Regions from separate parts of the Homo sapiens genome. Here regions 1 and 2 are each linked to region 3. A link is an interaction called in ENCODE POLR2A ChIA-PET data of the cell type or tissue named here. Cell type or tissue: MCF 10A. All regions are shown on one strand. Each heading gives the region's core, and the rest is flanking DNA. Links, peaks and the distances in the headings are about the cores only.

Region 1 (7,546 bases), core at 1,047-6,046, 380 kb before region 3:
AAAACAAAAGAGATATTAGCAGCATATTGTTTTCTAAATGATCCGCCTTGGGATTTCCAGCCTCCAGGCCTACACTTTCATGGTACTCTCGGAACACACTGGCCTTCACCTCCTCCCCATTTTTCTCTGCTTTATTATTATTAATCACATAAACAAGTTGCCAGCAATAAAGACGGAAAATGGAAAGACAGAAAAATTACCCATAGTTCTATCCATTCTTTATATCTCAGATTCAATGACATATTTTCCAACAAATTGTCCTTGGAGTGTACTGCCTCTCACAAGCATGCATGCATATGCACCCGCACACACACACACACACACACACACACACACACATGTGCACACATGCACACATACACTCACACATTCACACTTATTATTACATTGGTGGAAAAGTAATTGCAGTTTTTGTTATTAAAAGTAATGGCAAAAACTGCAATTACTTTTGCACCAACCTGCAACCTGATTGGTAGGATTGTATGTTCTTTGTTTTGCTGGACTGCAGTGGCAGCAGCCAGGCCTGCTCATCTCTGCTTCCTTCACAGCACCCTGTGAGGAGGCCTTGCCCACATCACCTGCTGAGTAATTATTTGTTGAATTACAAGCAGCATATAGTAAAATTTTATGTTCCTCTTCAAGGGACAGTGAGTAATGACACAGATTTAAAGTCAGCCGAATAGCTGGTATCTGGCTCTTAGTCTTAGCGAGGCTTTGACTAGTTCTTAAAAGTTGACATTCTTCCTGGACTTGCAGTCTGAGTGCATGAGGCTCTCCAGGGAATAAAAATTAGCCTGCTGTCTGAAATGTTTATGAAAACAGCTAAATTTAGATGATCAAAGATTTTGGGAATCCAGGGACCCTTGAGATTGAAGACTGTGATATCTTTAACAAGTATCTCGAACGGCAAAGGTTTTTTCTTCAGAAATTCCCCTTCAGAGGCATTTAAAGTTCTAGTTGGAAGCCGTTTTAATTTCTCTTTAATTGGTGGGATGGAGCGAGGTCTTGTTTAAGTAGACCACTTGAACATTTTCTTTTCCTCTGTTCATTGGCTCCAAGCTAACTTTTGAAGAGAGTGTTGCTTTTGACCAAACTGGAATTAATTCTAAAAGAGAAGGCAGGTCTGTCGCTCAAGTTTAACATGTGGATGAATTTGCCATCTCGAATTAAAATGGAGGCTGCTCAAAAGATTCCAAAAGGAACTATCCTCTATAATTTTGCTAAAAATGTAGGAAATATGTTAAAGTCACAGAGATGAGAAACTTGCTCTAAGTCTTGCTTTTCCCATCAGAAAGCCCCCACTTTACACTTGGTTCATGGAACAATAATTGGCATTCTTGTTACTGGCTCCCAAGCAGTGATTTGTTGTGGAGGTCTCTGAAGAATGGGGGAGAGAAAGGAGACCCTGGGGAAGAGGAGGGTCTTTGTGGAAAACCCATCAAGGCCTCAGAGAGCAAAGCTAAAGGATCACATCTTGGTGGGGAAGTCAACACTGTTGATTTCTGGGTGGCTATTTGGTTTGTACTGAATCTCCCATGGAGGGAGGCAGGACTGCAGAGTTTTGGGGAGCCCCGGCCTCAGTAGGGCACAAGCGGATGTCCTCTGGCTCACTCCATCTCCCTGTGACCTTGGGTAAACTATTTAGCCTCACGGGGCCTCAGATGCCCCCCTGTGAAGTAGGAAAGGTGATAGCCCTCACCTCACAGAGTGTCAGGGAACTAACCCAGGTATTGTGTGGAAAGCTTCATAAAGTGCTTAACCCAGAGCCTGGCACTTAAGTATTACTAAACAATTGCAAAGCAGGTGAAAGAAAATGCAAGCAGGACGCTTTGTTGAAATACAGGACATCAGTGGCAAAATCCTCCTCAGTCACGCAAATAAGACAGAATGCTGCAGAAAGGCATTCCGTAAATTCCAAAGAGCTTCCCAGCAGAGGTGACTGAGGGCCCAGGTGCACAGTACCCTGGAAAGAAGAGTGGGAGATAACTAACCCAGGAGGGAGGGGAAGGCCAGGGATGGGAATGTGGCTTCTCCCCAGCTGCTTGCTGCCTCCTGGCTTGACTTGATGAGGTTAGTTTGTTTGTAAACAGAATGCTCCAAATTGCAACTCTTTGCCAATCCTGTGCCCAAGTGGAAGAGCCTCTAATGAGCCAAAGCCTTAGTAATGACTGCAGTAAGCCCTGCTGGAGTGCATGGGGACTAGGACCAAGTGAGGAGGAGAGGTCATCAAGCTTTCAGTGGGGCTGGGGGCTTGGGGTTGAAGCCAGGAGTCACTAAAGGCCACCCAACGCCGAGGGAGAGAAAGACTTTGCCAGCCAGACCACTGCTTTTAGGGTTATGAAGTTTCCTTTGAAGCTCAGGAAGGATTTCTCCTCTTTGTCTTCTGAGGCAGGAGCTAACATGCCCTGGGTTTTCCCAACAAGTGAGGAAGGAAGGGCCGCTGCTGGGAAGTCAAAGGGAAACGCTTTCATTAAGGAACCATCCCAGCCAGAGCTCCGGGAATGGAGTCCAGCCCAGTCCTTAGGAATATGCTTGGGTGGGATCATTCACACCAGAGGTGATGGTCAGGCAGGTGCACACCCAGGGTTTGCCTTCTGGTCTTCAAAGCAACACCACTGAAATCTAGAAGTAAGTTTCTGTAAGAGGTAAGGTGTTCCCAGGTGCGTGGGTCAGGTGGCCCTACAGCCCTGGGCAGCTGCACTATACTTGCTCTTCCCAATATGGATCATCCATCTACTGACCAGAACCAGAGATTTCAGGCTGGCTGGGACTCACAGGGTTGACTCTGTGCCTTGAGGGCTCAACACATGAGCTTTGGAGCCACACTGCTTAGGCTCAAGTTCTATTGATACCACCTCTCAGCTGGGTGTCCTTCGGCAAGTTGCTTAAACCTCTGTGGCTTGGTTTCCTCATCTGCAAAATAAGAATGATAATAATATTCATTTCAGGGGATGACCACAGAGATTGGATCTGTTCAAACATGTAAACTGCTGACAACAGTATCTGGTGGTGAGTAAGCCTACAACAAATATAAGGCTTTTTTTTTTTTTTTTTTTTTTTTGAGACAGAGTTTTGCTCTTGTTGCCCAGGCTGGAGTGCAATGGGGCGATCTCAGCTCACTGCAACCTCCTCTTCCTGGGTTTAAGCGATTCTCCTGCCTCAGCCTCCTGAGTAGCTGGGATTACAGGCTTGTGCCACCACGCCCAGGCAGCCCATTCTATCTTTGATTAGGCCTATCAGTTAAGGAATTCTTCCAGGAGCTTCAGTGTGTATCTGAGCCAGACCACATAATAGATGAGTAATTCTCTTTTAAAGCTTTGATTTCCCATGTATGAAATGGGGATAATAGTACGGGCTTTGCAAAAATGTTGGAAAGATTAAATGTAGTGTAAAATGTTAGCATTAAATAAATGTTACAGTGTGTGTGTGTGTGTGTGTGTGTGTATACATATCCTATATGTTAAAATGCGTTCAGTTGCAACTACTAGAAAATCTGCCCACATCCAACAAACTATATAGAAATGTATTCTAGCACTTAACAGGAAGTCCTGAGGCAGGGTGAGCCTCAGGGCTGGTTGACTCGGAAGCTCAGTGATGTCATCAAGGACACAGGTTCTTTCCATTTCTCTGCCCTGCCATCATCAAGCTGGTAGCCACAGGGCTTAAGCAGATCTAGGAGTCACGTCCAGACTTGACCACATTCAGAAGGAAGAAAGACCTGTTCCTTCTATGGTTCACTCTTAGAAGTTAAGAAAGTTCCCTGGAAGTATCCCATTGGAACTTCTCTAATGTCTCATTGGTCACATGTATCTCCCACGCCTGCACCAGAACCAGTCACTGGAAGAGGAAATGGGATTCCCTCAGACCAATTCCCTCAGCCTCCCCTAGAGCCCCCACGAGATCGTCCTGGAAAGGGAAGGTGGACATCTCCGCATTGTTGGAATTCTGCTAGGAATGCAGAAGTGGGAGAAGATATCAGGTAGGCAATGGCGTACATCGCAGAGCCCAGGCTCGTTTCTCAATAGCTCCCCCATCGCACCATCTCCATCCATGCCAGGTTGCCTCCCCTTTCCAATTTTGGAAGCGTGTGTTCATGCTTTCTTTTCCAGGCATCTCGACTCCCACTAGTGGAATGAATGGGCAAGGCTGTGTGTTTCTAATGCTAACAGATGGTTCTGTGTTCCAAGGCAGGCATGGCTCTTCCAACACTAAGAATGGATCTAGTTTTACACATCACATGCCTGGTTCAGGGAGATTTAGAATCATACAAATTGTGCCAGGGCCGATGGATTCAAAGAGGCATGGCCAGCACATGTGGATGAAGTTAATGTCTGGGCTGGCCTTCCCAGAAAAGCGGCAGCCTTCTCTCCTTTCATTCTTTCATTCTTCATAGTAGTTGCCCATAGAGAGCACATTCGAGAAGGCTGTAGAAAACATTACAACCCCTTAATGCATTAATTGCTACCACTTCCCAAATACAGCCCACTGAGTTGTCCCACGCTAATTTCTCCTCTGTCCTGGACAGTGGCCACTCCTTTGCTCCTATCCAAATTTGCTTTGCCCATAGCCCATTGCTGCAAGATACTGAAGGGAGAAGGTAAGCTGATGTGGTACACCAAGCTTCTCGCTATGGTAATGGCTACTGTGTCATCATTCCGGCAAAACCTATTTGGAATTCAAGCACTTTTTGTGTTTGGTTTGGTTTACCTGAAATCCATGTCTTAAGCCTCCACTGCCGATGTCCTTCCCATCACATCACACGTATAGCTTACTAATCCTTCCAAGTCTAGCTCAGACACTGCCTCTTTCCTGAACACTTTGCTGGTTGCACGGCTAGGGAATTTTTGTTGTTGTTCTTCCTCCTGGAGCTCCCAGCCCCATTATTCTATTCCACTTTTGCTTCCTGCAATGTGCTTGACCTGATATTTTAGTTATTTATAAACTTGTATTTTCCCTCCTCTGGACAATTAGCTTCTGCAGAGGTGGCCAGTGGCCAGGGCTGATTGATATTAGCCTTCTACCCAGTGCCCAGCAGGGCATGGGCTGCAGGGCCGTAGAGGAGAGAATACTGTTCCAGAAAAAGGAATTCCAGATCCCTATTTGGCATCAGCCATGCTCTGGGCCTCAATTTTCTTTATCCATGAGATGAAAGGATCAGGTCAGATTTTCTCTAAAATTCTTTATGGTCAAATAGGCTTTTGATAAAGCATGGAGTAATTGATTTACTCAAGTGTGGGAGGAGGGAAAGGGGATTTGAGGTAAATGTGTGTGTGTGTGTGTGTGTGTGTGTGTGTGTGTGTGTGTGGTATGTATGTGTGTGTGTGTGTTAAGTAGGAAGGAGGAAAGTGGCCAGCTTTCTTGTTGACACACCATATAGGCATCCATGAAAGTCTTCAAAAATGAGTCTGGCTCTAGGAACTGTAGAGAGGCAGGTGTCAAACCCAACTCTCTTTCTCCTGAAAGAGGTGATGTACAGGGTAGTCCTTAAAGGGAAGGGCTTTATGATTAAACAGAGGCAGGTTTAAATCCTGGCCCCATCAGTTAGAAAGTGTGATTTTGGACAAGCTATCTAATCTTTCTAAGCCTCAATTTCCTTATCTGTAAAACTGGGATAATATGAGGATTTGATTCAATAAGACACATGGCTATGAGGATTAAATGAGATAATATATCTAAGGCACCCAGCACAAGGCCTGGCATACAGAAAGTGCTTCGCAGGTGTAATAATAATTATAATAATTATTAATGAAGATCTCGATAATTATAAGATGAAAACAGTTAAACGTTAAGTCCCCAGAAAACGTTTGCATGATCTGCATTCTCTTCTGATAATACAAAATACATTTAGAGGGAGGGAGGCCTTCCCACCCCCCTTTTCGCTATCCCATATTTTCTTTCCTCTTTTTCTTGACTTTTAAAAGAAAAAGAGCCCAATCATTCTTTTTAGCTTTTGAACACATTTTAGTTGTTTCCATAGCAAGTTTTAGACCTGCTTTGCCTGTAGTTCTTACACACGTGTAAGCTGCTCCACCACCCCCGCACCCCTGCCTCCCCCACGAACCCCGTCCAGAAGTTTCAGGCTTCTCTGGAAGGTTTATGTGTCACTCTTCATTATAACGACTTCTAAGGACAAGCAGCCTGAGTCTGTACCTGTCCAGGTGATGGGAGATCGGCTGGGAAGATGCCCTCATTCTCTGGGAAGAAAGACGTCCTGTCTAAACCTTGGCAGGCGGCAGAGGAGAGATGATGCTCACAGACCGATGCCTTCTGCATCTCGCCTGCCAAGAATGAGTGGCATGTGAACAACGCTCCGCTCAGAAGTTCTGGGCAGGTGCCCAGGCCCAACTAGGATGGTCCCTGTGGCCCTGGAGGAACCATGCCAAGAATCTGCACGCTGCCAAAAGCTTTCCTCCCTGGACGCCGTTCTGGCTGCCTAATTCTCCTGGCAAGCTGTTTCTAGATCATTCTTCTAAACTTCCCCAGAAAACCCCCAGAAAAGGAATGGGAAAACCTGGAAATTGTGGGGAAGCATTTGAATCTTCTCCATGACACTGTTGAAGTGATTACCATTTAAAAAAAAAAAAAAAAACAAAACTAAAAATAGCTGCTTGGAGAAAATGACATGCTTGCCCCAAGTGGTCACATGGGGACCTGGCCGCAGAAGCTATGTCTCTGCTTCCTGCCTCTGGGGCCTGAGAGCACAGAGGTTCCCGACGCCCACCTGTTGACATAGACCCTCTCCAAGGGTCAGCCCCATAGGTTTCTTCGGGGGGTAAAACTCATCCTTCGCTGATGGAACCAGATGTAACGAACGGCTCATTTACAGTAATAAAAAAAAAATTCCTCTGGTCTCTGTGGTGATGCCAGGACTCCAAGGAGAAATGGTGGTTGTAGGACCCATTTGCCATGTAAATCACTCCTTGGGCCTCAAAGAATTGAGATTAGAGGGGAAACAGCCTGAAAGCCAATTTGCTTTCAATAATTTGAGACCCTGTGGGGTCGGGTACCTGCCTGGACGATAAGTAGTTTTAGCCTAAGGCAAACTGAGTGAAAATAGGTAAAAAAATCAGCGAGTTTTGGCAGCATGTGCTACTGAATGCAATTTTTTTAAGGTCCTGGAGAAAAATCTCTGTGTTTGGAGGTTACATCTGTGCATGGATAATGGCGTGTTTTTGTTTGTTATTACTGCATGTTCCAATGTCTCGGCCATTACTGAAATTATGGGAAATGGCTGGATGCTATTCAGTTTGAGGTTGTAAGTGAAAATGTTAAGGCTTTGTGCTTATGAGAATTGATATTTTTTCCCCTCATTATTTGTTCTCATGTTGCTATAAAGAGTACATTTTTGATGGGAAATCCGTGTAAGTTTATTTATCTACTGTAGAAGCAAGGTTGTTCTCTTTGTTCCTGCCTTGCTATCTTCCTCTTTTCCTCCCTCCTTCCCTTTTTTTTTTTTTTTTTGGCTTGCCTTAAAACCAGATGGAGGTAGGTTTACAGGCTGAACCTAAGACCCCAATGTGTCCTTGTCATAAAGCATAATTCAGGA
Region 2 (7,546 bases), core at 1,047-6,046, 330 kb before region 3:
TCTTCATGATGTCTACTGTGATGTTGGCAAATACTTGGCTTCCAAAATAATACCCAATCCCACCATCACCCTTTAGATGAGAGGCTCCCAGCTGAGAAGGAAGCAGAGCAACTTTGCTTCCCTCCCACACCAGGTGACATCTGGCAATGTCTGGAGATATTTTCAGTTGTCCTGACTGGCAGGGGGTGAGTGTGCTGCTAGCATCCAGTAGGTAGAAGCCAAGGATGTTGCTAAACTCTCTACAATGCACAGGAGAGCTGCTCACAGCAAAGACTTATCCAACTTCAAATGTTAGGAGTGTCAAGATTGAGAAACCCTACTTTAGGTCCAAGGCTAACTTTTTAATTATTTATGGAACTCTTTTGATTTCGGAATTCTTTTATTTCAAGCCCTATAATTGATCATAATTGATTTTCCAGATACATCTTCGTTATCCATTCACTCACTTTCTCCTTTTTCTATTGAGCATCTGTTATGTGCCAGGGATGTTGCCAGCCTATGGGGGAAACACCGGTGAAGATGAAAGGAGTAATCCTTGCCCTCAAGGATCTGGGGTTTCACTGGGGGCAACTGACTATAAATATGGGAGTAAACAGATAACAGTGAGTTTTAATGTTTGTCTTAAAGAAACACTGTACCAGGACCCCATTTAGATAACAGTTCAAAGACATTCTCTTTGAACATGACATTTAAACTTAGATCTGGGGATGGAGAGAGAGAGAGAGGAGCGTGTGTGTGTGTGTGTGTGTGTGTGTGTGTGTGTGTGTGTGTGAAAGAGAAGCCTTGTCTCATGCTTTATTGCATATATTTGTACTTTAGTTTTGTGTGTTAAGCATTACCCCATGAGGTGATTGGAAATAGCTCCCCTGAGATGTTGCAAAAGATATATACAAATTATTTTTTCAGAAATTTACATTTAATTTAGGGAATATAACAATTCCAGCTGGTCCCTTGGGAACAGAGGATCCTTTAATCCTTTGCCTATTGGTGTCCACAGAGGAACCGGGATCTCAGGCTTTTCTAGCTAGATGCTGGGGACATAGAGACACACACAAAAGAAGGCTAGGGTAAGAGTTGTTCGAATTTCATGAGACATAGGAGTGGGATGGATGAAGGGGAAATGAGGAAAGTGTAGAGCTGTTCTGAACAAGAATATGAAGAATATGCAGTAACTTACCGGAAGAGCAGCCTCATAGAATCTAGCCAGTAGTCAGTTCTCAATTATGTACCCATAGATTATCCATGGGCAAAGCATTTCTTCCCTGGTGGCATGCACTCAGGAAATGTAAACCAGTGTTAGTCTGAATGAGACAAAATTAGGAAAGTAATTTCATTGCCAATATTTTTTTCCACCACAATTGAATTCAATATCAGACTTTTTTCTTATCCGTTATTTAGTATCTTTTTAAGGTTGTAGCTCCCATCCATTAGTCAGATGATAGAGAGCCAAATGTATGCCATATAATTATAATCTTAAAAAAATTGCACTTAGAACAGGAATCCTTATACACATTCATATTAAACTCAAACAGTCCCATAAGAGTAGCCAGGTAAATTGAGGCATGGTGTTGCTAAGTGTCGTCATTTAAATCTGACGTTGAACCTGGGAATACAGCCAGTAAGACTCCTTGGTGCCAACTCGAGCCAATAGCCCATGTTCCTTCATTCCTTGTCTTTGAGTAAATCACACTTAAAAGTAGTTTAATAATGAGATGGTGACCTGGCTATTTTAAGTACTCACTTATTCCTGTGGGACTTGAACCAAGGTCATTTGCTTTGGCCAGCTTAGTAGCCCAGAGACTTGCTTTCAGAATGGATGTTCTTGTATTGGATTACTGAGTCTGATCCCTCTTTTATTTTTCTCCTCCAAAAGTACAAAACAAAGAGGAGCTCATGATACAATTGATACTGAGAATCATGGCATAGATTTGTATCCGTGACTGCTGCCTTAAAAAACCATCCCAAAACAGTGGCTTTAAGCAACAGCTACTTCTATACTTCCTGTAAGTCTATGGATTGCCTGGGTAATTCTGCTAATACGGACAGGCTTGATTCATCTTGACTGGTGTCCCTCATACATTGTGCACTGGGGCCTGGCTCATCTTAGATGTCCTCAGCTGCAATGACTCACCTCTCTCACCCTCCTTAGCAGGCTAACTCCAGAATATTTCCATAGTGGTGATAGGGGTCCATCAAAAGAAAAAGTAGACAAAGCAATCACTTTTCCAGCCTCTGTTTGTATCAAGTTTGCTGCTATCCCATTGGCCAAAGCAAGTCGCATCACCGAGGCCAGAGTGAGTGTGAGAAGTTATCACCAAGAGGTATAAAATACGGGCCATTAATTCAATCTATCACACAAACAAATCAGCACAAGGTTTCTTAGGATAACTCTTGGCAATTTTTTATCTATTGGAAATGGGAGTTTAAACTGCCCTAAAGCAAGTTTTATGGACCTTCTGTTTTGGAAAGACTGCTCTAGTTGGTCTATTTAGAGGGCACGAACTGTGTTCTTATACCCCTATATGTGCACAGAGAACAGACTGTCTGAACAGCTGGAGGACATAATTTAAGAGGCCTCTACATCCAACTTGGGCAGGATGACTTCAAATGGGCTGGTGATGAACTGGGAGAAGTGTAGGCTTGTGACAGAGCTAGAAACACGATGAGCCATTAAAAGTACATCAATTCAGCTGGTCATTACAACAGGTGCATGGTTAATTTGTTCAACAAATACTTCCTGAGCTTATACCAACAACCTGAAAGTCACAGTGGTACACATTGCAGAGCGATGTGAAAAATAAAGGTAGTGAAAGATTATTGAGTACTTACTAGACGCCAAACACTCTGCTAAGGATTTTACCTCCATTATCTCATTTAATACCCCCGGTGACTTTGTGAGGGACGTGGGATTTTCTCTATTTTACAGGTGAGGAAACTGAGGCCCAAAGAGGAAATTTATTTAAAGCCACATAGCTAGTGAATACCTGTGCTAGTTTGATTGCAAAAATGGCTGTCATTCTTTACTTTCTTTCTTTGCAATGTGACTTTGCAGCCTTTCTCTATAAGAGGCATTTACTTGCCCTTTGATTCTGAACTGGCCTATACTTTTCTTTGGCTAAGATAATGCAGTAAAAAGGGTGGGTCGCTTTAGAGACTAGACACCAAGATACCTTGCATATTTCTGCTCTTTCTTGAAATTCTGTCTACCATGAGAACAAGCCTGAGCTAGCTGTCTGGAGGGTGAGGGATCACGTGGAGCCCAGGTGAGTCATCCTGCTGAGTCCCTCCTAGACTAGCCAGCTCCCAGCAAACCTACTGAAGTGACAATGTATGAGAAAGCCCAGCAGATTTCAGCTGGGCTCATCCCAGAACAGCATAACCACTAATCTGCACACTTATAAGAAATAATAAAGTTCCAAGGTGTTTTGTAACGTAGCAAGAGCTAGCTGACACAATTGCATATCCAATATTTGAATTCAGGTCTGACTTACTAAGACCTATAACTGAAAGGGGAGCTGGAAAGTGGTCTAGTCATGTTCTCAGGAGAAAGAGGAAAATAGATTTGGTGAGGTTTTAGCCAGTCTCTGCAGCATGTGCCCCCTGGTTTTACACCATTCATCCAGCTTGAGAACCACAGTAATGGTGATGGATTTAATGCATTTAAGCAAAAGGGTGCATTGAATGCATTTAAGCAAAGGGATGTTATGGTTATATTTGGCTATTTGAAATATTACTCTGGAGGAAGAGTGAAAAATGGATTGGCTGAGGTGAGACTGAGAACAGGAGGCAGTTTGTTTTGGCAATGGACTATAATGAGGGGCAGTAAGATTAAAGAGGAAAAAATATATTCAGGGAATGTTTAGCAAGTAGCAATTTCATTAATTGAAATTTGGAGGTGAAAGTGAGACATGGGTCTAGGATGAGCCTCAGATTATGGTTTAGTAACACCTCATAAAGGAAACAGAAGGAACAGCAGGCTTGAATGGGGAAGTAAGGAGCTTGATTTGGAGATTGAAAATCTAGGGACCCATGGTACATCTAGGTGTAGTTGTCTAAGAGACAGTCTTTTATCTGTCTTCAGCCTGAGAGAGAGTTCCGGGCTCAAGGAACACGTCTGGGAGTCATCAGTGTCTCTGCTGATCATTGGAGTTATGCTGTATCCGTCATAGTTTTTAACAGCAGACATCAGCAAACCCTCTAATTTAACTAGAAAGGACTTTTTAAGAGAGATTTTGGTAGCCTACAGAATCTCTAAGAGGTCTTGAAACTGGGTTTAGAGACTACATAGCCAGAAATAACAGTAGCCAGGAGAAACCATCCATAAGACTGTTAGTGGAAACTGCACAGCAGCTGCCTCACACAGGCAGGTGATGGGTGGCATCCATGACACCAAGGACAGAATGCTAGGACTCCCTCCAGAGCTATCCTAGAGAACCAAGTACTTCTGCCTCCAGTTTGCTAAAGGAGCCAATCTCCTCTCTCACCATGGCTGTCTCATTGGCCACCAGCATCTTACTCCTAGGTGCAGAACCTAGGCCACCTTGGGAAATGCAGCTGCAAGGGAATTTTTAGCTTTCCATTTTCTGTAGTTCAGGGAGGTGGGCTAGAGAGTGGTGGAATGTGTGTGGCCTGAGCCAATTCGTGGTACCCCCAAACATAGACATAGAGGAAACTCCACAGGGAAATTAAGACAGTGAGGAACAAAGGGGAAAAGAAACACTCTGTGGAGTAGGCAAGAAAATCCCCATTTCACTTCAACTAGATTGAGTTGGGCTTCTGTCACTTGCAACATGAGGAATTTTGAATGATAGGGTACCCAAACCTTATAGGAAATGTCATCCTTTATATGCAATACTGTCCCATTGATATTCCATACTTGGTTAGCCACAGGACAGGGTGGGAGCTCTCCCTGAGCAGAGGTGTCTGGTCACTTGAAATTAAGCTCCAGGGACCCACTCATTTCTACACTTGTGCAGTCAAGCACAGAGCTTGAATTCAAAGACCTGTATAAAGCTACAGTCATTTAAAACCATAACTTACTAAGAAGAAACTTGAATATATACGTGGAGGTGGCATAAGAAGTTTTATTCCTGGTCTGGAAAAAAACTTGTTCTAGAAGCACAAGCTGTACACTAGTGTTCGTAAGTGATGTGTACCATAGTTGAGTGTATGTGATGACTTTTAAATATATTTTCAAAGAAAATTTGAATCAGTGTTTTCAGAATCTTTGAAATACCTCTACAAAACACAGTTATGCAGAACACAGTTTGCAAATGGATGCCCTACACTGCATTTTCCCAGCTGCATCAAAAAGAAATAATTCCTTTGTTATGAGTTGAATTGCATCTTCAAGAATAGCTATGTTGAAGTCCTAGCTCCCAGAACCTAAGAATGTGACATTATTTGGACATTGGGTCTTTACAGAGTTAATCATGTTAAGGCCATTAGAGTGGGTGCTAATCCATTATGACTGATGTGATATGGTTAAGCTTTGTATCCCCACCCAAATCCCCATAATCCCTGTGTGTCAAAAGAGAGACCAGATGAAGGTGATTGGATCATGGGGGCAGTTCCCCCATGCTGTTCTCATGATAATGAGCGAGTTCTCAAAAGATCTGATGGTTTTATAAGGCGTTCTTCCCCCTGTACTTCTCCTTCCTGCCGCCTTGTGAAGAAGGTGCCTTGCTTCCGCTTCACCTTCCACCATGATTGTAAGTTTCCTGAGGCCTCCCCAGCCATGCTGAACTGTGAGTCAATTAACCTCTTTCTTTTATAAATTACCCAGGCTTGGGCAGTTCTTTACAGCAGTATGAAAACAGACTAATACACTGGTGTCTTTATAAAAAGGGGAAATTTGGAGACAGAGACAAATATGCACAGAGGTGAAACAATGTGAAGACACGTCTTGGAGAGCACCATATGAAAATGAGGGATTGGAGTGATGCGTCTGTAAGCCAAGACATGCATGGGGCTACCAGAAGCTGGGAGAGTGGCCTGGAACAGAGGCTCCCTTAGAGCCTTTAAAAGGAACTTACCCTGCTACCTTCTTGATTATGAGCTTCCAGCCTCCAGCACTGTAAGACTGTAAATTGCTGTTGTATCAGCCACCCAGTCTGTGCTACTTCCTTGTGTCAGCCACAGGAATCTAATACACCTCTCCTGATCAGAAGATCACAAACTAAGAAAGACTAAGGTGTTTTTTTTTTTTTTTTTTACCAGGTATAATTCAGTTCAATAGTAGTGCATTTCTTTTTTTCTTAGTTTAATGGAATAAAAATGGTTGCACTTTGAGGCCAACCTGTGTGTTTCCTTGATCTCCATAGAGTAACAGCCTTGAATGCTGGCCCTAGAGGTTTTTATTTTATCAAAGATAAGCCTAGGGTCCTCTAAGAGCCCAGGCTTGGCATAGCAGGCGGCTGTGTTTTAACAGCATTTGCTGTAGGTGGTATCGCTGTTGTTTATGCTGCTGATGCCAACATCACGCATAATTTGTTGATTCCCTATTATTGGCTTCCCTGGGTGACTGGAAGTTGTCACCTGGCTTATGGCTTTCTTTTCATCATCATTACTGCCTCCACTCTGTCATCCTTCCAACTCTAAATCAAAGGGAAACATGTCTTCCCTCATCTGGGAAGTATTCCAGATGCATATTATTAGAATGGAGGAGCACTTGACATTTCAGGTGATCTTTAGGGCTTCTTAATCAGTTTCAACCAAATCTTGATACTTTAGAGGACGCATGGGGGCAAACAAGCAAGTGGAATGGAGATTGAGCAAGGCTTACCAGCAGCTGTAGCTTGTGGACAGAGTCATGCTGCTACCCCAGGGGACAAGTTGAGTCTCCCAGGATCCAGAATTTGGCTCAGTGTGGCAAACCTGGTTGTCATCTTCTGTCCACCATCTTCTGCCTTTGGAGGGATTGTGGAGTGGATTAAATTCCTCTCCCAGGACTTTTCCAGTTCCCTGGACTGTTACTTGCTCTTTTGCATGAGGCTTCTGTTTCCCTGGTCCAGTTTCCTTGATATGCCCCCATTAGTCAGACTTGCCCTTTCCCCATCGTTGTCTGTGTCCCCAGACCCATCCTCTCCCAGCAGTCCTTGGGGAGGCAGTCTGTAAAGTATCTATTTGCATTTGGAGGGAGGAAAGACTCTGGGAAAGTACAGTGTTTTTCATGAAGGCTTCACTGAGTGCTATGTGCCAGACAGTGCAGTTGCCCTTTCTTTTTAGTTTTGTGGAGCAGCATGAGAGTATTTTGGGATAGGAGGGCATGGGCCCTTGAGGGAACGTAGCCAGCCTAAATCAGAGCAGCTGAAGGGAGGGGAGGGGGACATGAGCCACCACTTTCTAGAGGAGTGAATCTGGAGTAGTTTGTATAATTTGGGAGTCTGGCAAGGATAGAGATTTGAGATTGAGGAGCCTCAACCTGTTACGTGACTGCCTACTTGGTCTACCTGTGGGACAACCCTGTTTATCTTGTGCCAACCCCTCTCCAGATTTGGTTGGAGTATTCAAGTATAGTTCTCATTTTCAAGGAGGCACAATTAAG
Region 3 (7,546 bases), core at 796-5,795:
GGACCCTGCATTACCCCAAGAGACTTTGGGGGATTCCAGCCCATGGATGACCTGAGAGATGCAGGAGGATCCCCAGAGTCCCATGTGTCTGGCATGACCCAGCAGCAGGAGAAATGTCTGAGCTAGAAGTGGATAGGCCTGGGTTGGCCTCACAGGGTTCCCTGTGCCAAGCATGAAGTCAGAACATAGAGTGTCCTCAGGCACCCAGAGGGCCCCATGATGGTGTGGGAGCTGTGGATGCTTCCCACGAGCCCAGGCATCTGTCACACATGTGTTTCCTGCCATTGCACAGATCGTGCCATAGGTGGTGGCAAGAAGACGCCTTATAATTGGGGCCAAGGAGCACATAGCAGTCACATATACAGCCTGTAGACAAAAGTCAAGATGGAGAGAGAGATCTTCAGGAAATGAGGCCAGTATGGCTCATGGATGACACAAGGCCCAGTGGTGTCCAGTCCTGGCACTTGTTCATAATCACAGACATTTCATTTATACAACCCTATGATCCATTGGGTGTGGCCAAGCTGGAAACAAAGAAACTGAAATGACCACACATGGCCACAGGATTTCTCTCCTCCGGTGGCCACAGCCCAATGGAGGAGACAGACCTCCCGAGAAGGGTGGGCATGGGGTGCCATGATAGACGTAGCAAGCAGGAACAGGGGTTGGGGTCACCATGTGAATGAGAGAGAAACAGGCACTGAAGCTGCAGGAGCCTGGGGGACAATTGTGCATGCCAGGCACCTAGAAAGCAGGAAGAGGGGAGATAGCAGATGAAAACACACACACTAATCCAATGCCCATCTCCATAAAAAGCAGTGGCTCATGGGACAACCAAGAGAGCTCCTCTGACTTCCTGCCCAAGCAAGAGCATAACTAGGTGATGGGGGCAGAGGCTCTGAGGAGCCCAGGCAAGAGCTCAGCACAGCTTTGCTAAGGTTCGCCTCTGGAAGCAGCCACCTCTGGGAATTTCCCTGGTATCTGTTTGGGCAGAGACTGAAACTGAACTGAACCATTAATAGCCTGTGATCATCCTCCCAAACTCCCCCCAAACCTTAATTCTTTTGCACTAAACCAAAGATGGTTTTGTTTTAACATCTGATTCACCGGACTCAACTAAAAAATGAAAGAGCTGAACCAAAGGAGCAGAATAATCCCAGCACCTGCAGCAAACTGTTCATCCATCCAGCTCCATTCCCTGGGCAGGGCAGGTTCCCCTAAGGCATTGTTCTATTGGGAAGAAGGCCCATGAGAGGCCAGAGCAGGGAGAGGCATGCAGTGGCATGATCCAGAGGGAAAAGGAAGAGAAAGTAACCATCCGAGTACTCCCCACTCTTGGAAGAGCCAATAGACAAAATCCAGATGAGCTTATGAGTAATGGATGTCCTATGTGCCACAGGGTGTTACAGGCAGATGCTGAGGGAGGGGTGCAGCCAACGTAAGGAGAAATGCAAATAAAGATCAGGCTTGGGGGCAGGGGTCTGATGATGCCCCCAAAACGCCAGTCAGCAGGGACTCTGACATTTAAAGAGGCACCATAACCACTTGAGCCAAATCTCTTTTCACTCAGTGTGCCCAATGTGATATTTAAACAGAAATGTCGCCCTCACTGCATTTATGCCCCTCCAACCCTTCAGAATTGGGTCTGCTGTCCAAATGGCTCATGTGTGTCCACCTTCCAGAGCCAAAGTGAAAATTTCTGATAAAAACAGAAAAAGGTAAATTTCGGCTTTATGAACTCAGGATTAAATCAGGCCAGGCCTTTCTGTGAAATGTGAACCCTGTAATGCTGAGAAATTGAAAAAGCCCTTGCTTTTTGAAGCTCTGGCCTATCTTTAATTGAACCTTTTGCATGAAATCATGAACCATGGCCGATGCCATGAAACAACTCAAGGAAGAAACCAGCAAAGCAACTGGCTTTGAACTGAGACCTGCGAACTGAGAACCGCCTACAGTCCGTAAAAGACCAGCCTGGGCCCTTGGGTTGCCCTCATCCTGTTTTAGAATCGTCTCTTTTCTTTGAAAACTGGGGAAAGGGAGGAAGTGTGGTTACTGAGGATTAAGCTTGAGTCGACCTTGAGTTAGGGGTCAAGTTACCACATCATGGTTTGGGTCAGAACTGATTATTTTTGGCAAATGTACACCAAAAAATCACATTTTTTAAGTGGATAAAAGTGCACCATAGGAAAAAATTCATTTTCGGAGACATCAGCACATTTCAGTGAGTACTGTGGCTAAATTTGAAAGAATGTGAACTTTTGAGATTACTAATATACATCCAAATGTGTGTTAGGGAATGTACATTGAGCTCTGTTATTCCTAATCTTTTACACAGGCCCTCTCCACCAAATTTCATAGACACATTAGAAAAAGGAAAGCCACTCACACTCCTGCTTGCATAGAAGTCCCCTGCCTTTTGCCAATGAGCTTTTCTGCTCCCAGATCAACTTGATTAAGTAAGATATAATTTTCTGCTTCTCTCTCCTGGCATAGGCACGGCTGTATAATGTCTTCGTTCTCCCCAGTGAGATGCCTGTAACTGACCTAACTTAAAGAGAAATATGTTCTGCCTCCCATCTTCAGAGGAAGAAACCCTCTGAGACCTACATGTGATTTGTCTTGTTGCCTGCAAAAGTTTGCTCTTTATGGTGACAGCTAGGCTTGCTTGGGAGATTTGAACAGATACAGCTTCTTGGTGCAGCTGCCTCTGCTCTCCTAATTTGATCCTGAGCCTAACAATTACAGTTATCAAGGAGCCAGCTCTTCCAAAAGGTTTCCTGCAAATCACGTCATCATCTGTGATGTGTACAATTTGGTCTCTTGGATTATGCAATGATTCTGGGTGTTGTTTTAAAGCCTGACTTTAATAAAAAGCCCGAGAAAAGAACAAATGCAAATGGGTGTTGACGTGGACTGCCCATCCTCTGGCACCAGCAGTAGAATACAGACAGTACCTACAGCAACACAATAGATAATGCATCTGCAATTACCGGGATACTTAACATGTGTTGTATAACTCATCGGAGAAAATATAGATCTTTTGTGTGTGTTTCAGATGTAGAAGGAATGAATGAATCACAGGTCATAAACTCAGGCGTGGGACAAGTATCAGATCTTTGTATTTTCTTCCAAGCAGCTTAATTTCAATCGTGACTACTCCATGCCAACAGGTAGGCAGGAAATTCCACCTCATTGATTCTCTGGGTGCCCCTGTTCCCACCCAGAGGGTCTTTCTCTAGCACCAAGGTGCTGGGAGGGCTCCCTGTCCGCCTGTAATTCCCCCAACTCCCCAGCATGTACGAGCTATGAGTCACTAGGCCACACTGGTTGCCATGGAGACACTCATCGTCCTAGTCTACTGGTCCCTCCAGGTTGAGGCTGCGGCTTCCACACCAGGCATGGAGGCTTCAGGATCTTGGTGAGGCTGGGAGGCACCTCACCCTTCCCCACTGGCATCCTCACCAACCCCCTGAGCCTGGCCAGAGAGCAGGGTGCTGCCTCCCCTAGCTGTCAGAATACTTTTTGGCTCCCAGTCCAGGGCAATAAACTTTTCTTCAAAGATTCTCTCGCTCTTCATGTCCCTCCCAGAGTTGCTCCCTCTCCACCAAACCCATCCACCTCTGTGATTGTAAGCTTTGGCAAACCAAGGCCAGAAAGGGAGCTGTCCAGTGGGCAGCTCCAACTCTCCACCCTGCCTGGAGCCTCCCAGCTCGGAGCTTGTGGCCTACCAGAGACATGGAAAGGGCGGAAATAAAGAAAAGCAATGCCCAAATAGATACAAATGTGTCCCATCCCTGCAAATGTCACAAAGTCATGAATAATTACCACGAGGGACACTTCCCCAGCTTTTTTGCTGCTCCATCACCAGCAGCCCTCTAGTGAATCCCAGCACTTCCTTCACTTTCTCTCCTAGTTCCATTCCCAAGCCAATATTTCTTTGTACATTCCAGCTGCCTTCTGAATCCCTTACTTCCTCTTCAGTGTTCCCACGCAGGTGACAGCAGGAAGAAGCATGGTCTGGTTGATCCGATGGTACATGAAGCTAATGGCCATGAGCCTCCCATGTGGTCCTGGGGCTGCACAGAATGTGCTGGTGGCCACAGGAAGGCTCAGAGACCATGATGTTGAGGAAGGGGCTCAAGGGGGCTTACAGACATGGCAGAGACACATGAGATGGAATAAAAATGCCACATATGTCAGTCAAATTGAATAGCTAAGGGAGAGCGAGGTGTTGTTTTGAAAGCGTATATCCACGTGGCTTAAAGGCGTGTCACTCGTTTTGTTTTGTTTTGTTTTGTTTTGTTTTGTTTTGTTTTGTTTTTATGAGACAGAGTCTTGTTCTGTCACCTGGGCTGGAGTACAGTGGTGTGAGCTCGGCTCACTGCAACCTCTGCCTCCCAGATTCAAGCGATTCTCCTGCTTCAGCCTCCCGAGTAGCTGGGATTACAGGCATGCACCACCACGCCTGGGTAATTTTTGTATTTTTAGTAGAGACGGGGTTTCACCATGCTGGCCAGGCTGGTCTCAAACTCCTGACCTCAAGTGGTCCACTCGCCTCAGCCTCCCGAAGTGCTGAGATTATAGGCATGAGCCACCGCACCCAACGAAGGTGTGTCACTTGTGTGCGTTTGTGTGACATCCTGGAAGCATGGAGGCAGGGTCAGGGGTCTGGAGCCAATGACCCACATTCTAGACCCAGCTTTTCCACAAAGGAGCCTGTGCCCTTGAGAAAGCCCACTCCCCCGTCTCATTTCTAAAAACAAAAGATTAGACCAATTTATCACCAGGCTCTCTTTGACTCTGAGGGTCTTTGACGCTAATTGATTTTTTAAAAATAAACAATATTTTAAACACTATTTTATGGTGATTAAGGTACTTGCTCATTATCTAATGGCCAACCTGGATGAATTTAACCCCCCAGGCATGTCAGTCTGCCACGACTGTGCTTTCACCGTTCGACTCCATAAAACCCAGCAAACTTCATGTATATTAAAGTTTAATAGCAGCTCAAGAGTGAGAAGCTGAAAGAAATGTGAACAGTACCTAAGGGGTGTTTTATTCATGTTGATTCTCATATGTATGATAAATAGTTCCTGTGCCTGATTTCGTGATGAGAACAGGTTCTTTAAAACACCAGCAAAGGAAGCCCATAAGGAAAACAGAAATCATCTACCATAAAGAAAAAGCCAAAATATTCATATATTTCTTTGGAGACCCAGCAAGGTCTGGAGAGAGCCAGACATTTGCACCTTGGCTAGATGTATTTAACACCAGTGATCTACTCCAAACCCCATGTGGGGCAGGATGCCAGCAAGACAGCATGGATTTTGGATAGCAGCTCACCCAGGAAGGACACTCAGGTTCAGAGCAGATGACACATGGACATATGTATCAGGGTTGTCCCATGTATATGTATGGACGTGTGTTTGAATATGTGCATGCATGCATGTATGTGTATGTAACAGAATAGAGTGTAAATGTACATATTGTACAAATGTGCAAATGTAAGCAAGCTATTCTTAGCTTGCCAGCCATACAGAATTAGCTTGCCAATTATGCAAACTGTGCTCTAATAGGTAGTTTGTGCATTAATTTCTTTTTTATCATGTAGAACATAAATTACCAACTTTTTTCTGTAAAGGGCCAGTTACTGTGTGAGGCTTTTGAACCATGAGGTGTCTGTTGCAACTACTCAGCTGGCCGTTGCAGAGTAAAAGCAGACTTAGACAACACATAAACAAATGAGCATGCTTGTGTTCCGATAAAACTTTATTTATGCACACTGAAATTTGAATTTCATATAACATTTGCATGTCAAACAATATTATGATCCTTTTGATTTTTTCAACAATTTAAAAATGCAAACACTATTCTTAGCTTGCCAGCCATACATAAACAGGTGACAGGCTGGATTTGGCCAAGGGCCACAGTTTGCAATATTTAATTTAGAATGCATTTCCCATAGGAAAAAAAATGATTGTAAATGTTGTTTGGCTTACCAGATCAATCCACAAAAGTCAATTCAATCCATAAAGAATCAAAATATGGCATATATAGCATGAATATTTATGCTAGCTACTGTTAGTGCTCTCGATAATCATGAATTTCTTTAATACTCAGTGCAATCCTATGGGGAAACAGGTTTAGAGAGTTTGAGTCACTTTCCTATCTCAGCTAAGAAGCTGAATACCTGGGATTTAAACCAAGGTCTTGGGATCTCAGAGCTGTGTTATTCACAGCAAAAGAACCCCACTTGCTCATAAATTAGGGGGATGATGCCTGGTACCTAGGGAATCCTCAATGGATCTCCGCTACCAGCATTGTCGTCATTATGACTAAGTGTACTACTTCAACTCTACTAAATCAACATTTATGATACCATTTCCTAAACCTGGGTCTCAACCTGGGATGCCCCCACATTTTTCCCTTCCCTGGCTTTGAAGCCCTCCTCATTGTCATTTAGCAAGAGAGAAAGGGAATTCTCCTAAGTAGGTACGATTGACTCTTTAATTTTACACATTTTTGCCTCTACATAAGAGCAGATGTGCCAATCATTTCCCATTTGCTCCAAGGGAACAAGGGTGAAAGAGGACTCCCTTTGCAGCAGAGTCTGGGGCAGCCATATTTGGGCCTCTTTGTTGCCCATTCATGTTTCAGAGCCAGTCATGCATCAGAGGATCAAGGTGACATGCGTAGACCTGGGTTACAGCCATGTGCCAAGTGCCCCGGAGGTTTGAAATAAAACATTTCCCCATCCATCTGCATCATCAGTAATATTTTAGTAGCCACGTAAGCTACAAAGTTTGCTGAGAACAAAGAACCCTCCGGGTCATCTATAGCTGAAATTGACAAATTGAAATAGACAAAGATGTAAGTGAATATTTTTGTTCCTCCTTCATTCTTATCTCCCTGCTCTTGACTTCAGCCATTTTCCAGTTTCATAGTGGTCCATATTTTTAAACACATCCCTTGCACCGTCTCTCTGGATATCAAAAACCTCATTCCCCTGGGACCATTTTCATACATCAAGAAACCACTTCATAGTAAGGTACAGATACTTCATTAAACATGAGGTGTTCTCCCCCGCTGCTCAATGTCCCCCTTTTGTATCCATCTTGAAAGAGATCACCTGTCACCCAGAAGCGATTCTCTCCTGGTGTAATTTGGGCAACAGGACAGGCCACCAGAGGAGATGTTATAGTGCGGAGTTCTTGCTAACATCTTTCTGACAATAGCATCTGATTTGCCTATGCCTAAATTCAATCCTCCTCTTATAGGTAGTTAATTAAATTATAAACTAAAATGCTTGTGGACCAGTACCTATTATTGCATAAGAAACATCCCCGAATTCAATGGATTAAAACGATGTATTATCATGTCTCATAGTTGGACTTGTTTAAGCTCATCTGGGTGGTCCTCACTTGGGGTCATTCATGAAGTCGTAGTCAGACTGCTGCTGGGCCTGGAGTCATCTAAAGACTTCCGGTCTTAGTCTATTTGTGTTGCTGTACAAGAATACCTGAGGCTGAGTAATTTGTAAAGAATA

What was found. Peaks named below come from ENCODE experiments on the same cell type or tissue, not always from the same donor. Only the 100,000 strongest peaks of a DNase experiment are listed, where the experiment ranks them.
Region 1: POLR2A ChIA-PET joins it to region 3 with 12 read pairs; 1 of 35 experiments calls an interaction of 5 or more read pairs at or near these places.
Region 2: POLR2A ChIA-PET joins it to region 3 with 6 read pairs; 1 of 35 experiments calls an interaction of 5 or more read pairs at or near these places.

The regions. Positions count from the first base shown.
Region 1 is chr1:14,134,665-14,142,210 of GRCh38, forward strand. It overlaps a transcript of KAZN not described here. Among named protein-coding and RNA genes, the nearest start is that of KAZN-AS1, 280 kb to the right of the region's middle. RefSeq lists enhancers at 1,050-1,596, 1,597-2,142. In MCF 10A, for the core only: no CTCF peak of the experiment used is centred there; DNase peaks (open chromatin) are centred at 2,427, 2,907 and 3,637.
Region 2 is chr1:14,187,466-14,195,011 of GRCh38, forward strand. It overlaps a transcript of KAZN not described here. Among named protein-coding and RNA genes, the nearest start is that of KAZN-AS1, 230 kb to the right of the region's middle. In MCF 10A, for the core only: no CTCF peak of the experiment used is centred there; a DNase peak (open chromatin) is centred at 3,266.
Region 3 is chr1:14,519,716-14,527,261 of GRCh38, forward strand. It overlaps a transcript of KAZN not described here. Among named protein-coding and RNA genes, the nearest start is that of KAZN, 75 kb to the right of the region's middle. RefSeq lists enhancers at 356-465, 766-825, 3,310-3,399. In MCF 10A, for the core only: no CTCF peak of the experiment used is centred there; DNase peaks (open chromatin) are centred at 1,296, 2,836 and 3,326.